Regions from separate parts of the Mus musculus genome. Here region 1 is linked to region 2. A link is a loop called in an ENCODE intact Hi-C map of the cell type or tissue named here. Cell type or tissue: left cerebral cortex. All regions are shown on one strand. Each heading gives the region's core, and the rest is flanking DNA. Links, peaks and the distances in the headings are about the cores only.

Region 1 (9,127 bases), core at 397-8,396, 200 kb after region 2:
CCAGGCATGCTTGGAAGCCCTCTACCAGGAGCCACACCTCAGCCCCTCACTGGGGGATTCTAGGCAGGGGCTCTACCACTGAGCCACACCCCAGCCCCTCACTGGGGGTTTCTAGGCAGGGACTCCACCACTGAGCCACGCCCCCAGCCCCTCCCTGGGGGATTCTAGGCAGGGGCTCTACCACTGAGCCACACCCCAGCCCCTCACTGGGGGATTCTAGGCAGGTGCTCTACCACTAGCCACACCCCAGCCCCTCACTGGGGGATTCTAGGCAGGGGCTCTACCACTGAGCCACTTCCCCCAGCCCCTCACTGGGGGATTCTAGGCAGGGGCTCTACCACTGAGCCACAGACCCAGCCCCTCCCTGGGGGATTCTAGGCAGGGGATCTACCACTGAGCCATGTCCCAGCCCCTCACTGGGGGTTTCTAGGCAGGGGTTCTACCACTAAGCCAAGGCCCCAACCTGTTTTACTTTTTTTTTTAATTTGCAATAGAATTTGACAAAATTACCCAGTCTAAAATTGAACTTGCAATCCTGCCCTCAGGCCCTTCTCCCAAGGCAGTTGGGATGACCATTCTGCCTCATCTCTTTTCTTTTTATCTGAGGTTCAGGGTCGAGTGGAAGGGGATGGAATCCTCAACCCTGGGGCATACTGGCAAATGCGCTGTCTCTGAGCCATGCCCTAGTCCTTCAGTGTTTTCTCTTTAATCAGGCTGGGCGGAACCCAGCAGGTGTCAGGGCTGTTGGGTTTCTGTTCTTCCACACAGTGACACCTGCTCTTCTGGGCCCTTGCTACAGCTTAGTCAGCCTCAGGCAGTGGCTCTCAGCCAATCAGATGGTCAGTGAAGAAACCCAGACACAAGGGCATGACCCTGCAGCTGCTCCTCAAGAGTCTAGAACCCAACCCCAATGGGGGAGCCCTCAGGCCCAGCTTCTCCCGTTTGCAGGTCACACACCTTGCCCAGTCATAGCTCTGAGGTTGCTCCCATGTCCCCTCCACAGGGCTCAACAGCTTCTCCTGGTGAAGCTCCAGCGGTTGGTTCACAGAGGCAACCGGGAAGAGGCAGACAGCGCTCACCACACCCTGCGCAGCCTCCGGGTAGGTACACAAAGACACACACACACACAGCCCAGGCCCTGCTGCCACCAGGCTGCAGGTCTTTGATGTTGCACCTGACATTCAGGCCAGAGAGGCCTTGGGGCCGGATGGACGGACATCTCTCTACCGCAGTCTCATACTCGGGAGCCCTTTCCTCAGCCTGAGCTGATTGACAAACTCATTCCAGAACACCCTGCAGCCCGAAGAGATGCTTTCGACGAGCGACCCCCGAGTCAGCCCCCGCCTCTCCAGAGCGAGTTTCTTCTTTGGCCAGCTCCTGCAGGTAAGGTTGGTGATCGGATGCCCACTGACTTTTCTGGCACAGTGTGCTGGGGCTCCTCCCTCTGCCTACCAAGAAGAGACACCAGGGGGACATAACAAGGCATTGTATTTCAGGTGCCCCTTGTGACATCTCACAGCGCCTGGCTTCTCTGGTCCCATTTTATCCCCGCAGTGACAGGTCTGTAGACAGACTCCTAGCCTGCTGGAAGCCAGTCTCACTTTCATAAAAGATTTGAAGAAACTTTAGGCCAAAAGCGCTTCAACAACTCTGCTGCTAAAATATGATTTAAAAAAAAAATCAGTTGTGCTGCGTTGGGGAGAAAAAAACAAACCCTCCAGATATGTAGGCCAGTTTATTCTCTCTGGGGGAGCATTAAACTTACCCGAGCATCCTAGCAGCCAAGGAGACAAGAGAAACCCAGCAGGTTCCTTGGCTCTTACCCATCTGTGGAAACAGTTCAGCTCTTCAGAACCGGGAAGGATTTTTTTTTTCTTCCTTGTACTTCTAAAGAAAAAGCCAAGTATTTTGGGGGCCGATAATACAAAGACCACTGACAAGGTTGTTTTGTGACTTCGTAGAGGTACAGATGCAGTGATTATAGACATTTCTTGTATTGATAGTTGAGAGAAGCACAGGATGTGAGCCCAGACGCACATTTCCTGCATTGGTGCTGCATTAATTATACTCCAATGCAGCAAGAGATAGCTGACACCTTGACCCCGAATCCCAGATAGATACAAGCCTGTGACAGAGACAGCCGGTGCGAAGAGACCTGCAGAGCATGAGGCCCCTGGAAGGCAGGGCCATCCATCTATCACGACATTGTTAGGCCCATGTGTCAAACTTGAGCCAGCAGGGTTTCAGCCAGAGACTCAAGGCTAAGCTAGGGGAATGGCTTAGTTGTTTAAATGTCTACCTACGTTGCACGGGGCTCTGGGTTCCTTCCACAGCACCACATAAACCTGGCATGGTGAAGCAGGCTTCTAATCCCAGCTCTCTTGCAATCCCAGAGGCGGGGGACCCAAAGTTCAAGGTCCTCCTGGGCTTCATAGTGAGGATATGGCTAGCCTGGGCTACATGAGACTCTGTCTCCAAAATATATAAGGATAAAAGTGTGAGGCTAGCACACAGTAGGACAGGGCAGGCTCTTCTGAAGCGGGGAGAGGCTCAAAGGTGCCCAGAGAGCTCTGTGGGAACCTGGATTCTGTACCAGAGAAGTATCTATGAACTGTGTGAGAAGCCACGATCCCAGAACCCAGAGGCTCATGGGAACAATGTGGGAAGAGTTGGAGGTTTCCAGCCTGGGTCCTCATCAGCTACAACAGTAGCTGCACGTGGTGTCATCATGGGATGGTAGCTAGAATGTTCCAGAGTCCCATGCAGAGGCTGGCTCTTTACAGTGGAGGCGGTCTGCCCTGGGCTCCCTGCAGCGTAAAGTCAAGGTTTGAACAAAGGTTTTGTCTTGCTAGTGCAGTTCACTCTTGGCCCAAACCTAGAGATTATGCCCCGCCCACCTGTCCTGCCCCCACCCTCTACCCCACCCTCCTACCACTGTCTCTTCTCCACAGTTTGTCAGCCGGTCAGAAAACAAGTACAAAAGAATGAACAGCAATGAGCGCGTGAGAATCATCTCTGGGAGTCCCCTGGGGAGCCTCTCCCGGTCCTCGCTGGATGCCACCAAACTCCTGACCGAGAAGCATGAAGGTGTGTGACGACCTCGAGGCCCCACCCCACAGCCCAGCAGGGGCATGTCTGGTACACACCCACCCTTCCAGGGAGACACATCTGTCTCTGACACAGGCTTAGCAGGATGAAAAGACAAAGGAGGGGCTGAAGAGATGGTCGGGGTAACGTGCTTACCCCAGCATCACTCCAGTGTGAACTGACAACCGCAGCTAGGGGAGACAGAGCCAGGAGGATGCCTAGAGTTCACTGTCCTGCCATTCGGGCCTGTTAAGCTTCTGATCGTGTGAGAGGCCCTGTCTGAAAAAATAAGGTGTAGAGTAATTGAGAAGCACACACAGTGAGACACCCAGTATCTGCCTCTGGCTTGTGTATGCAAGTGTGTGTGTGAGTGTGCATATGAGCTCACACACACACTTGCACACATAGAGAGAACCACGCACACACAAACACACACACACACACACACACACACACGCATGCATGCATGCATGCACACACATGCATGCATACACGAAGACATGCACACACATGTGCCCAGATGCCCACATTGACTGAAGCCCTGTGCCAAGATTTATGTATTTATTGATTTCTCTCCCACACTGAGTACCTTTTACTGTTTACCTGGCTGGTAAAAAGTCACCCCACATCGTGGTCCCCAGATGATGGTGAGCCCTCCCTGCCTCACCCATCCAGGCTGGGCTCTCTGGTGAACAGAGACTTGAATATGGATAATTAGGAAATCCTCTTTGTTCCCAGGTTGGGCAGGCCAGGAGCAAAGGAAAAGGGACAGGCCCCTGGTCCTGGGAAATGGGTCCCTAGATACCTAGCCCTAACAGATCCTCTAGCCCTGGGACTCAGGAAAATGGAGGGGTCTGCCTTCCATGGCAGACCACAAAGCTTTGCCATCTTGCCCACCTGGTCTTCTCCGCTGCCCTTCACTCTCCTGTACTCACCCATCTGTCTGCTGAACCCTCGCACTGCATGCTTTTCCTGGGGGAGTCCCTGTCTGTTCACACCTGACAGACAGGGCATCACTGACCAAAGGAACAAGTCCAGCCAAATCTACCTTGGAGAACCAGTGAATTCTCTGGGGCTGGTGTCAGGAGCGTGCGCACCTTAGACTATGGCATCTTCAGAAAGGTCCCACCACAGGGCAGGTGCTGACTCACAAAAGTGACACTCCTGGAGCTCCCTGTACAACTTGCAGACAGCTCCACTGAAGAGTCTCATCCCTAACCATGATTTACTGCCTCTGTAACCTCATGGGCTTTCATATGGCTTGTGTGGCCATATGAGGTCAGAGAAATCAGAGGTCTTGTTCTTCGGTCACCATCTACCTTAATGGTTTTGCTGTCGTTATTGTTGTTGTTTGGCTAAGGTTTTGTTTTGTTTTGTTTTGTTTTACTTTTCATTTATTTGTGTACACACTCTTGCCACGTGAGTGCAGTTCCCATAGGGACCAGAAGAGGGCGATAAACCCCCTGGAGCTGGAGTTACAGGTAGCTTTGATCACTCTGCTCCTCTGCAAGAGCAGCAAGTGCTCTTAATTCCTCAGCCGCCATCCTGAGGAATTAAGGATTTGGGGGCAAGCTCTCTCATTGGCCTAGCCACCCTGATGAGGCTAGACTGACTGACCAGCAAGTCCCTAGGGATCCGAGCCACCTGTCTCTGCCTGCCCGCACTGGGATTCTAAGTGCACACAACACACAGGATGTTTACATGGCTTCCGGAGACTAGTGTGGGTCTTCACTCACTTTCCCAGCAAGCACTTGTGCCCACTAAGCCAGCCCCACCCTTCAGTTCAGCAGGTTTCTGAGACACCCCTGTCCCTAGTCATTTCCTAGTGAGCCAGTGGGGGGAACATTTCAGTTGAAAGAGACACTACTGTGTACCTGGCTGTACTCCTTAGACCCTGCCCCTATTCTAAGAAGCTGTCCTTGGTCTACTGAGGTGGTCCAGACTTCAGAATCCATCAAGGCTCCCCTGTGTCTCCTCTACATCAGAGGCATTGCCTCTGGGGGCCCAGAGTAAGCTCCAAGATACCCATGTCCCTTTCTCTACCACCAGAGACCTCCAGGCCTTATGAGTCCAAAAGGGCAGCCAAGGCCCCCATGGCCTGAGTGTGCCCTCGGGCAGGGCAGGCTCTAACAGCCCACTGTTTCTGTTCTGTTAGAACTGGATCCTGAGAATGAGCTCAGCCGGAACCTCACCCTGATCCCTTACAGCCTGGTGCGCGCTTTCCACTGTGAGCGCCGCAGGCCTGTGCTCTTCACGCCCACCATGCTGGCCAAGACATTGGTGCAGAAGCTGCTCAACTCAGGGGGTGCCATGGAGTTCACCATCTGCAAGTCAGGTGAGCATGGCCAGGTGACAGACAGAGGGACACAGGCTTCGGCAGCCCATCACAAGAGTGCGCAGCCTCCCTGCCTTCTCCCCTCCCCTTTCTTCCATTGCTCCTCCTCTTCCTCTCTTCCTCCATTTGTGGCAGGAAGCCTGCCTTCCCCTGCTGCCCAACTCCTCCTCATCCTTGTACCCACTCGGCCACCTCGTAATGTTCTGTAGCCTACGTCATCATCTCCAGCTAGATCATATCTCCTTGGATACAGCAATGTGTCTCATCATGTTTTTAATCCTAACAGTTGACCATGAGTAAGATCCTGTGGTTGGATGGATGGATGAGTGAGTGGGTAGGTACATGGATGGATGGATGGATGGATGGATGGATGGATGGACAGATGGATCATAGATGGAAATGGGTATTAGGTAGATGGGTAAATGGGTAGATGGTAGATGATAGAAAGGTAGATGATAGATGGATGATGGATTGATGGGTGGCTAGGGATGGGTAGGGTAGCTGGATGGTAGACACTAGGAAGATGTGTGAATGGTTGAATGAATGGACAGCTTATGATGAATGGTTGGATGGGTAAGTAGATGAATGGATGGTGAATAGTCAGGTAATGGATGAGTGGATTGATGGACAGATGTGTGGATGTGTTGATGAATAGGCAGATGGATAGATAAATAGACAAATGGATAAGTGAATGGATAAATGGACAGATGGATGAATGGACAGATGGATGGACGGACAGACAGATGGATGGATGGACAGATAGAAGGATGGATGGACAGATGGATGGGTGGATAGATGGATATATGGATGGATAGGTGGATGGGTGAATGGAAGAGTAGATGGATGGATGGATGGATGGATGGACAGATGGATGGGTAGATGGATGGATAAGTGAATGAATAGATGGATGGATAGGTGGATGGATTAATGGAAGAGTGGATGGATGGACGGATGGATGGATGGATGACTGGTTGACTGGCTAGATGAATTGATGAGCGGGTGGATAAATGAGTGAATGGGTGGGTGGATGGAAGAGTGGATGGATGGACAGATGGATGGATGGATTGATGAATGGATAGACAAAAGCATGGATAGATATGTGGGGTTGGCTCCACATGTGAGTTTTATTATTGAATCATACATAGCATTGCCCCACAATGCCTGGGCTACTTTGTCCAATGACACTCACAGCTGAAAAGCCAGAGTCCAAGTGTTTACGGAGCCCCTGCTGCATGGTCTGGCAGAGCAATCATGAACTTGACCCCACTCCCAGGGAGCTTCCCTATCTAGTAGAGAAGATGATGTTCCATTTAACCAAAGTGGGAAAGAACCAGATGAATATCAAATTATGTGGCACTTAGGAGGGACAGATAGGGCCTGGAAGAGACAACCCACCACAAATAGCACTTGCCACCCTGGGCACTAACTCCCCTCTCTTCAGATATTGTCACAAGAGATGAGTTCCTCCGAAAGCAGAAGACAGAGACCATCATCTACTCCCGGGAAAAGAACCCCAACACCTTTGAATGCATCGTCCCTGCCAACATTGAGGCTGTGGCAGCCAAGGTGAGAGACCCTGGGTACTGGCCAGACTAAGGCCCTACCCAACCATCTCTGTGAGGCACTGGGTCATGGGCAGGGATGGGTGGACACAGGCCCCAGGTCACTCTCTGACTCCACTCTTTGTCCTCAAATCTCTGATGTGGGCTTGTATTTTGGGATCCTCTTCTGTTTTCTGTTTCTGCCAGTGTCCTGGTGTTGGTTCATGTCAGCTAAGGGTGTGTGTGTGTGTGTGTGTGTGTGTGTGTGTGTGTGTTTACATGTGTAAAAGAGAGAGAGGAAGGAAGGAGAGAGAGAGAATGAGAGAGAGAGAGCACACCAGGGTTAGATAGAACACATTCTGGTTTGTTTTCTGTTGCTACCTGAAGTCCTATTTCATATTTCAAATAAGAAAGCCAGATCCTATTAAGGAGGTCTGATCACAGGGAAGAGAAAGTGAGTGGGCCACAGACAAGATAAATTGTACTGGAAAGGTGGAGCCCCACCAGCCAGGGTTAAGGGGAGGCAGGGAGGAAACAAATGCAGGGAGGAAGTCCAGAAGGGCAGGTTTCCAAGCTGTGACTCCCCAAGGCCTGGGTGCCAGGTCTACAGTGTGTGCAGAGGAAACATTCATAGAGTGATGGGAATACTATATTCTCTCTCTCCCTTTTCTTCTCTGCCCCTTCCTTCCTCTCTCTCCCTCCCCTCCCCCTCTCCTCTCCTCTCTTCTTCCTCTTCTCCATCTTCCTCTACCTCCTCCTCCTCCTCTTTCTCTAGCTTTTTGAAAGGGTCTCATGTAGATAAGACTGGCTTGAAAACTACAGTCTCCTAAGTCTCACCTACTAGGTAACAAAATTACAGTCATGTACTGCCACTCTTGGATATACATATTCATACACATATATGTATACATACATATATATATACATATGCATGAATATGTGCATACACATACACACATATATACACATATACATATATACACATACACACATATATTCAAGAATATATACATATATTCTGTTTTTTGTTTGGCTGGGTTTTTTAAAAGATATTTTTGTTTGATTTTTTTGTGTCTGTGTCTGTCTGTGTGTGTGTGTGCGCGCGCACATGAGTGCAATGCCCACAGAGGTCAGAAGAGGGCATCACATCTCCTGGAGCTAGAGTGTTCCTGGTGGTTGTGAGCTGCCACATGGGTGCTGGGATCTGAACTCAGATCTTCCCCAAGAGCAGCAAGTATACTTAGCCACTGAGCCATCTCTCCAGCCTTTGCTTGGTTTTTAAATAAGCTCTCACTATGTGAACCAGGCTAACCTGGAACTAGCTATGTCGTCCAGGCTGCCCTCCAATTGCTAACTTCCTGTCTCTGCCGCCCAGGTGCTAGGATCACAGGTGTGTACCACACACCTGCCTACTTATATTGTTTCCTTCCTTCCTTCCTTCCTTCCTTCCTTCCTTCCTTCCTTCCTTCCTTTCTTCTTAATTTGTGACTCTTACTAGGTAGCCCAGGCTGACCTGAAGCTCTCAGTCTTCCAGCCTCAGTCTCTCTAGGGCTAGGGTAGCAATTGTGCATGTTTTTTCTCTTTGATGTAAGTTTGGTGGGTTTTTTTCCTTAAGTGATGCCTTCAGCCACATGGGAATGTCCTTTCCCACAACTAACAAGCTCCTGGTTAAGCAGGTAGCCCCAAGGACCCCTGAGCCAACCTCCCTTCCTGGCATTTTCTGTTCTCTTACCCATTACCAGGAATTCCATGGAAGGCTGGAGGGGGTGAGTGTCCATTGCAAGCCCCCCTTGGATTCAACCTCAATAGCCGGTGTCACTGTGCTCAGCGGGGCTGAGCAAGTAGTACTCAGGTGTGGGGCTACGACCTCACCGAGGCCAACTTTTGAAGTTCCCTAGCACAGCCTGGCACCCACAAGGACAGCTGGGTGGGCACCACTGCTGATGGTGGCTGTTATACTTGCAGAACAAACACTGCCTGCTGGAGGCTGGGATCGGCTGTGTGCGCGACCTGATCAAGTGCAAGGTGTACCCCATAGTGCTGCTCATCCGGGTGAGCGAGAAGAACATCAAACGGTTCAGGTAAGGACACCCAGTCCTCACACCTGCCACACACACACCACCCTTACTCAGCCCTTCCAAAAACTCTGGATGCTGGGACGTGT
Region 2 (9,127 bases), core at 437-8,436:
TCCGTCTAACTATCCACAAAGTATTTCTTTTTTGCATAACAGAGCATTTAAAACACCAATAACCTAATTATTTAACACTTAATGAACCCACTAGAGGATGTGTGTGTACACACTCCATGTAATGTCTTCCTCCTCTACAGCAATTAGCATACCCTGTAATAAAAGCAAATGGGAAAGCGATATGCTAAAGACGGAGAATGAATGCAAAAAAAAAAAAAAAAAAAAAAAAAAACCCTGATGTTTCGAGGAAAAGCAAACAAGGGAAGTTTCAATAATGGCAATCTGGGCTGAAGCTGCCTCTTGTTAAGGGAGGAGGTGGGCCACAGTGAGCAGTGGGCGACCCCAGTGGCCCTCTGTGAGACCCTGCTGCCCCAGTTGGGGGTGGTACAATGGGTAAGAAGCCTTCACCTATGAGCCCCTTGGCAACCCATGGCACCTGCAGAGGCTGACTGAGAAATGCCCCCCATGGCTCCTGTATTGGATACTTGGTCATGGCTGGCAGTGTTGTTTTGGGTGAGGTTAGGCAACCTGTAGGACGTACATCCTTGCTGGAGGAGGCAGACCTGAAGTGTTTAGAGCCTCATGCCATTTAGAGTTCACTCTCAGCTTCCTGTGTGACAGAAAGCAATCCACTCATGCCATCTACTGCTGTGCCTCCCTGCCATTAAAGACTCTCTCTCGAAGCCATAAGCCCAAATAAACTTTTTCTTCCTCAGGTCTCTTTAGGTCATGGTGTTTTGCCATAGCAACTAAAAGTAGTTAAGCACCCTGAGTCCACACCCCTTCTTAGATAGCTGTTGCCCAGCAAGCAGCTGATAGAGAGGCAGTCTCAACTTCCTGATCAAGCCTCCAAACAGATCCTGCTACATCTTCACCAACAACAACCTACATATTTTAAAGCCTTGTTTCTTTCATACCTAAAACATGTATGTTTGTGTAAATGTGTATATGTGTATGTATGTGTGTATATATGTATATGTATTTTGCATGTGTGTATTGTGTATGTGTGTATATATGTGTTTGTATACATGTATTTTACATGTGTGCTTGTGTGTATATATGTATATTTGTGCATATATGTATATTGGTTTATATGTATATTTATGTGTGTTTGTGTGTAAATGTATATTTTTAATGTGTACATTTGAGGTTTTGTGTGTATATATATATTTGTATATATGTGTGTATATTTGTGTGTGTTTGTGTGTATGTTTATGTATGTATATGTATTTGTGTACATGCATTTTGTGTGTATATGTATATCTGTGTATGTATATATTTTATGCATATAGTATATTTTGTGTATAGGTATATTTGTGCCTGTTTGTATATAAATGTATATTTGTATATGTGTGTATATGTATATTTGTTTGTCTATGTGCATATTTGTGCATGTATGTGTACATATTTGTGTTTGTGTGTGCATGTATATTTGTGTATACATATTTATATGCTTGTATTTGTGTGTGTACATGTATATTTGTGTATATATACGTGTGTGTGTGTGTGTGTGTGTGTTTATGTGTGTGCTGGGGTGAATTTTTTTGGTGATGCAGCTGCCTCTTAGTCCTAAATGCTCCTGTATGTAGTCCTAGCAAGCTCACTGATCCAGCAGCTGGGTCTGGAAGAAAAATACAGCCTGTTGTCACTACCCTACCTGAGGTGAATAGACATTTGCTCATGTCTCTCAAAAGAAGTCACACAACACCTAGCCACCTCAGGACCAGTCCCAGACAAACCAAAGACAGTTTCAAGGACCCATACACACTGGAATCACTCAAGTAAGTCAGCCCTGGGAACTGCAGATATGGCTCAGTGCTCGTATACTGATGGCCCTGAGTTTGATCTCCAGCACTGGGGAAAATCCAACCCAAACAACAAAGCAAATACCCAATGCTAAGCCTGCCTGCCCTGCCTTAGGGATCCATTGTCGGAAGTCACACTGAAGGCCCTCCTGACCAGGGCAGGTACTTCCCAGCATGCCCTGCGATCTTCTCCTCCCCCCCCCCCCCCCCCCCGCCTCCCTATCCTGGGGATTTGTGAGTACAATCTTCCTCTGGGGCAATCATTTCTGTGAAAGCGTGTCTCACCATCTGCAGCAAAAACAAATCTCAAGTGCAATGAAAACACAGGCCTGTCTGCCAGGTGGAGCGCTGGCCCAGGGGACACAGGCGATGCGTGGTGCCCCCTCTGGGGTCCACACTGCGGTAGCTGGAAAGAAGTGAGGTGTGGCTGTGGGCTTCACTAGGAGAGAGAACCAGAGAAACTCGATCAATGGGCTGCATGGGGCAAAGCAGGGTGGAAGGGATCATCAGAAGGGAGAAGTTCAAGGGCAGCTAGGAGCGGGGAGTAGGTGGGGGTGGGGGGTGGGGGTGGGGAACAAGTTTGCGTCTGGGTGCTAGCACAGAGAAAACAGGTACAGGAGGTGCTGAGAATAGAAGATGGCACCTTGAAAGAACTGGTAAGGATTAGTAAGGCTTCGATGATGATGGAGGTCCTAGCGAGGCAGACAAGCATAGGGACAACTTAGCGACCTGGAACCCACTTGGCTTCAATTACACAAATGCCTTTTGGAAACCCCACCTTCATCAAACCTTACGCACCCGTGTATCCAGGAGTCTATTCTCACTCCAAACTCGAGTTCCCTAGAAATTCCCCTTTCGTTGCTAAACACATCCTGAAGTGTATTTTGGAACTAGGAGCAGCAAGCGGGACAATACCTCCTGGACTGGTTTCAAGTGCATGTACAATAAGGCAAACTATCCTGTGGGTGAACTTTTAGGAAAAACTCCCTAATTTGCCATCTTATTAATGACTGGATGTACACACGATTAAAGTCAGATGCATTGTGGGAAAGGGTATGTACACTGAACAAAAGCCTACATAACCCAAGTCTGTCAATCAAAAGCAGAAACCACCCTCACTCCGCCCATAGCAACCAATCCCTCAAGAACCCATAAAAGGAAGTCCCCGGAGGTCACGGGGAGGGGGGGGAGGGGGGAGGGGGGAGGTTGAGCGACAAGCTTTCTCAGAGCTGAGTGTTCCCTTACAGCCTTATCTACCCTATACCTTCGCTCTGATTCTGAATAAAATCCTTCGTTGCTTCTCTCTTTGAGCACACTTTTTTCAATTCTTTAAACAAGAAGCCAAGTTCCTAGAAACCCCGGTCTAGACAGACCACAGTTAACACTAGTTAACAAGACTGCTTGGAACTTTAGACTTTGTTAGACAAAGAGGGTCTCTAATGAAGGCTAAGCCGAGACAATGCCATTAGCATCCATCTGAGCTCAGCATTGTCTCATGAGGAATCTGCGCTGCTCAGTGTTAGGATTCCACTGTGAGTCGCCCTGATCAGCTCATGGGTTTGAACACTTGCTCCCCAGCTGATGGCGCTATATGGGGAGTTTAGCAAACGGGAAGTGGGGCCCAGCTGGAAGGAGTAGATCACTGCAAGCTTTCTGCCCAAACTCTTTGCTTCCTGGTTCAAAGAGATGAGAAGAAACAGGTGTCTGTGGCTTCTGCAGAGCCAATCCCAGCTGCCACACTTTCTCTGCCATGACGGACTACATCCCCTTTATCTGTTTGCCCAAATAAACTCTTCATCTCGGAAGCCATTCCTGCCAAGTGTTTTGTCCTAGTGAGGAGAAAAGTAACTAACGCTAGCGCAGCTTGCACTGGCTCCGTGAGCAGACGGAGGGAGCAGCTGTTGCAGGCAGAGATGGCAGAGCAGTCACAGTCTGGAGTCATTAAGGACGTGGCACCAGGTTGGTGACTGAAATATGTGTGCTTCAGTGGCAGAACGAGGCCAGCCTCAGAGTCCCTTGACTCTAATAGGTAAAGGGGGGAGGGGTCACATAGCTAGAGCAAGGGCAAGGGCAACTTTGAACTTGGGAATAGATCCTACAGGGAGCTACTTGAACACAGACCTGGAGGCGGGGTTTGGAAGTCATGTGCTCTTGTTAGTAGGGGCTGTAAACTTTAATTCCCATCCTCCAGCGACCCACTTGCTCCGTAAGTTCCACTTCCTTGAGGTTCACAAAGCTGAGCTGCCACCTGGGGACCCAGTATTCCAACATGTGAGCCTTTGGGGAACAGAGCACACCATATCCATCACACTAAGCTCATTTGCATCCTTATTTCTTCACTCGATCATTTCCCTCCTTTTCTTTCTCCCTTTCATCTAAACTCTAAACTGTGTAGTAAACAGTTTAGTTTCTCTCTAAACTGTGTTTTGAGTATTATCCTACATGGGTGTTAAGAAAACCCCGATGCTAAATTTTTGTGATATAAAAAAAAACCACCCAGTTTTACCATCTTCTTCTTCTTCTTCTTCTTCTTCTTCTTCTTCTTCTTCTTCTTCTTCTTCTTCTTCTTCTTCATTTTCTTCTTCTTTTTCTTCTTCTTCTTCTTCTTCTTCTTCTTCTTCTTCTTCTTCTTCTTCTTCTTCTTCTTCTTCTTCTTCTTCTTCTTCTTCTTCTTCTTCTTCTTCTTCTTCTTTAAAAGGCACAATCTCACGCAACCCAGGCTGGCCTTAACCTCACTGTTTACTGAAGATGCCCCTCTGATCTTCTGCCTCCACTTCTCAAATACTGGGATTACAGATGTCTTACATGGATTCATGCTTTGTGCAAACCAGGCAAACACTCTACCAACAGAGCTACATGACCAGCCCTTAAAATTGTGAGACAAGGCCATCCTCCTTTCTCAGTCTCCCAAGTGCAGAGAGTACATATGTGTGCCACCACGCCTTGTCCCCTCACATATGTGCACCACCATGCCTGGCCCCCATTTCCACTCTTTCATACTTAGAATGAATGAAGAATTCATTTACTCCACATGAGGTTGGACAGTGAATGGGAAATGTCTGGAAGGCCAGAACTTGCCTTTCCCAATTGCTGTCTACCTTTTTTAAAGCTTCTATTGTATTTTAAAATGGTATTCATATGTGTATTGTGGTAGCAGTATATGCATATGCATGAGGGTGTTTTTAGAGGCAGAAAAACTTATCAGTTGCCCTGGAGCTAGAGTTACAGGTAGCTGTGAGCTACCCAGTGTGGAGACCAGAAATCAAACTCCAGTCCTCTGCAAACGCAGTATACACTCTCAACTGATGAACCATCTCTCCAGCCCCACAGTATTCCTTAAGGCACAGTTTTTCACTGAACCTGGAACGTGCCTATTGGCTAGTCTGGCTAGCCAGGGAGCCCCAGGATCCACCCCTCTCTGCATCCCCAACAAAAGGCAAACAAAAGGCTACCATATGCTCTTCCTGTGTGGATGCTGGGGATCGAAATCAGGTCCTCATGCTTGCTCAGCAAACGAGTTACCGTTGCCCCATCCCCCAGCTCTGTCTTATTTTGATGCTTAGAGATAATCAGCCTTCTGCCATTGACCTTGGAGATGTTAAACATCCCAACCTCCTGAAATGGGGACCATCTCTCATTCTCCCTCCCAACTGTGCCACATGTCTCTGTTCTCTCCTGCTGCGTACGAACCGTGACTGTGTATGACACCTGCGCTCAAGCTGATTTTCCTAACCCCATTCTTCTTTCCCAGTCCACGCAGATTTCCTCCATAAGTGGTTATAACACAGAATGGGATCCTTCCTATTCCAGTTACCCGGGGAATAAATTGCTGCCATATTTTTCCCCTCTCAATTTTCCTACCCCGCAGTGCATGCTTCATCATCTTAAAGATCTCTTTGTTTGACAGTTAAGTGCATTAGCGTAGAGTAGAGTGATATTTCTTCTCTATTGTAATAATTATTTCCTCTTATAATTTCTGAGTTGTATCCGAGTTTGAGTGTTGTTCCCCTAGCCCTTGAACATAAAGATTTCTACTGTCCTCCAATAGTGTGTCAAATGCACAAAAAGAAAGACTTCAGCAAAACTGAGCCGACTTACATAGAACTCTTACAAGAATAAAGCAGAGAGTACTGATTAGCTATGCAGGGAGGAAAAATGAGAGGTGCAAGAGAGACACTGGCATATTCAGTTACCAGAAGCTCCCAACAAAGGGAGCACGATGATCAAGGTTTAGGGCAGCTCCTCTCATCTCTAATAATGAAATAATTCTCTACGGTAGTAGCCCAATTAGGAATCTCAAATGTTTGCTCATCAAAGAATCTGGAGGCCTATGCAGAAGGTCTCTGGGCACAGCTCAGCATCACCACTGAAGTCCTATCACTCCCAGTGTAGAGAGGAGATGGAGCCACATAGGAGTATTGGACTGGGGAGATGGCACCACTGGGTGAAGTATCTGCCACACAAACGCAAGGATCAGAGTTTGAGACCCAGAACCCATGTTAAATACTGACTGTGGTGGCACATGCCTGTTATCCCAGCACTGGGGAGGTAGAGACAGGAGGATGCTCTGGGGCTCATCAGCCAGACAGCATAATGGAAATGGTGAGCTCCAGGTTTAAGGGCAATACCTTGTTTCAAATAATGACTGTGCAAGAGATGGCTCAGCATTAAGAGCACACACCGCTCTTGTATAGCACCCAAGTTTAGTTCCCAGAACCTATATCAGGTGATTCAGAACTATCTATAATTCCTGCTCTAGGGGATCTAATGCCCCCTTAGGCTTCTATGGGTACCTGCACTAACACAGCTATGTCCCTACACAGGTACACATATAATTAAAAACAAAATAGACACACACACACACACACACACACACACACACACACCCCTTGTCCTAAAGCTTTGGTTTCTTTCCCCGGAAACTACCAAAGACACACTTTGCTCTGGTGACAGCAGACTGCTTGTGAACTTCCTATTTTGTAGAATGAACCAGGAAGTTACTGACAACTGACAAAGTTGACAAGGGACAGTGAAGTTGGAGCTACTCAGTGTGGTTCCCATAGCAACCACCTGGATGTCCCCTGGTTTGCTATTGAAGGCGTGTGTATTTAATCTTCCCCGTACCTGCAGCATCAGGACCCGCAGATGTTAGGATGAGCCAGCAACCACAGAAGCCTGCTTCTCGAAGACAGATTCTGGAAGATTCGATCCAGGCAGCTGGAATGTCAGGCAGTAATTATGGCCTAATCTTGGCAAATTACATCTGTAAAGATCTTTTATTATTGGGGTGGGGGGAGTGTTTCAACCCAACACGGAAGGGATAAAGTACCAGGAACCCCAGTCAAAGCCTCTTTGCATTTTGGCTCTTGCCTGAGTCTGTGTATAAATTTTTTTTTAATATTTACTTTTATTTTTAAACCATGCATATGGTGTGTGGTGTGTACATGTGAGTACAGTTGCCTGCAGATGACAAAAGAGGATGTTGGGTTCTCTAGAGCTGGAGTCAGAGGCTATTGTGAGCCACCCTATGGGAACTAAACTCAGGTCCTGCAAGAGCGGTGTATGCTCTTAATTGCAGAGCCATCTCTCCAGTTCCTAAAAATTCTTTGCTGAAACATCGTTTCTGAGCTGGGGAGATGGCTCAGCTAGGAACTGTTTTCTCTGCAAGTGTGAGAATATGAGTTTGAGAAAGAAAGAGAGAGGGAAAGACATACGGAGACAGAGAGACTTAGGGAGAAAGACAGAAGAGACAGAGGGAGGAGGAGGAAGAAGAAAGGCAGGTAGGAAGCGAGGGAGGCAGGAGCAAGGTTGGAAGGGAGGGAGGGAGGGAGGGAGGGAGGGAGGGAGGGAGGGAGGAAGGGAGGAAGGGAGGAAGGGAGGAAGGGAGGAAGGGAGGAAGGGAGGAAGGGAGGAAGGGAGGAAGGGAGGAAGGGAGGAAGGGAGGAAGGGAGGAAGGGAAGGAGGCAGGCAGGCAAGGTAGGAGACAGAAAGGGACATCTCTAGAAACTGGATAGCCAGCTAGCCTGACTGACCTATGCAGTGAAGTAAGTAGGTGCACACGTGTGTGTGCACACGTGTGTTTGCACACACATGTGAGAGCAGAGTTCAATCTTGGGCATCTTCCTCAGATGATTTCCCACATTCTTTTTCGAGGCAGGGCCTTTCGCGGGTCTGGGTCCTCCCATCTCTACCTGTCTAGCATTAGGATAACAGGTGTAGGCTGCCACAGCTGGCTTTTACCAGTTTGTGGGGATGTGTGAACTCAGGTCTCCACGCTTGTACAAAAAAGCGCTTTACTAACAGAGCAACTCCCTAAGGTGCTTTGGGTCAAGGTGTGTCATCACAGCAATGATAATCCTGACAAGGACAGGCATCACCACGGAGTCAGCTCCCAGCCTTCCCAGACGGATGCCCCGCCTCTGCATCCGTCCCCGTGCACCCAACACAGAGCTGGTGCACTGGGACTCCCCTGTAGGAATCCAGTGAAGACTTGGTTTTTAAAATAAAATGATTCTGAGCCATACTGCCTCGCGAATACTAACTAGGATGCAACCTATGAAGGTTCCCCTGTTTCTAAATCTGGCAGCGAGGGAACAGGAGGGTGGGAGGCGGGGACGGGGAGAAGAAGCTATTTTTAATTCCTGGCCAAGAAAAAAAATTTTTTTAAATCCACACTAATATTATGAGTTCAGCTTGTTCGAACAATGAATTCTGTTTCCGTAATTGTCCTGTCCACAGTTAATGCTGGAGAGGGAACAGAGAATGGTTGTGATTTCTAATCGAAATCCGCTCCGTTTCCCAGTGGCCAAGTGGAGGTGGGGTTTCCTTCAGTGTCCCAGGAGAACCCCAGAAGGAAGGAGATGATGACCCGTCCCGGGGTCGAGCCATACGACTCGTAATTAATATTTAACACTGCTTTTAAAACTAAGTGACAGGCTCCTTAATCAGCACATACATTATTTGAGGTCGGGAGCAGAAGAAAGGCATATATTGATTGGATTGCGTTTTACCCCTCGCCCCCATTCACACGCCTCTGTGGCTACGGTGGTCGATAAGGTCCATGGTGGCCAGATATTTTTAAGGTCTCTCGGGTGCTGCTCTTAAGCCAGCCAACTCGCGCCCCGTGTGTGGGCCACCCTGCGGGGGCGGGGGGGGGCATGTTGGCTAGAAAACCTCTTGTCTAAGGACAACGAATTTGTCTCCTTTTCCTGTCAGCCCTGCCTCAAGACCCTTTAATGAAGAGGACCACGTGGATCCAGGGTGTGGTTTCCCATTGACTTTTATATATTATGAATGTTTAAAAACACACAAAAATACAGAGA

Evidence for each region. Peaks named below come from ENCODE experiments on the same cell type or tissue, not always from the same donor. Only the 100,000 strongest peaks of a DNase experiment are listed, where the experiment ranks them.
Region 1: a loop joins it to region 2, with 3 times the contacts of the local background. A loop is called at or near these places in 16 of 42 quality-filtered maps.

Annotation. Positions count from the first base shown.
Region 1 is chr5:140,874,258-140,883,384 of GRCm38, reverse strand. It overlaps Card11 (caspase recruitment domain family, member 11), which reads left to right. Exons shown (of 25, transcript NM_175362.2): 19 at 1,004-1,100; 20 at 1,288-1,383; 21 at 2,952-3,087; 22 at 5,243-5,422; 23 at 6,864-6,988; 24 at 8,929-9,044. Gm30804 (a long non-coding RNA gene) reads right to left here. Exons shown (of 4, transcript XR_377172.3): 4 at 2,938-3,366. Among named protein-coding and RNA genes, the nearest start is that of Gm52831, 26 kb to the right of the region's middle. In left cerebral cortex, for the core only: a CTCF peak has its summit at 4,533 (motif pointing right); no DNase peak of the experiment used is centred there.
Region 2 is chr5:141,078,759-141,087,885 of GRCm38, reverse strand. No RefSeq gene overlaps it. Among named protein-coding and RNA genes, the nearest start is that of Gm38730, 18 kb to the right of the region's middle. In left cerebral cortex, for the core only: no CTCF peak of the experiment used is centred there; DNase peaks (open chromatin) are centred at 3,646, 6,850, 7,363, 8,400 and 1 more place.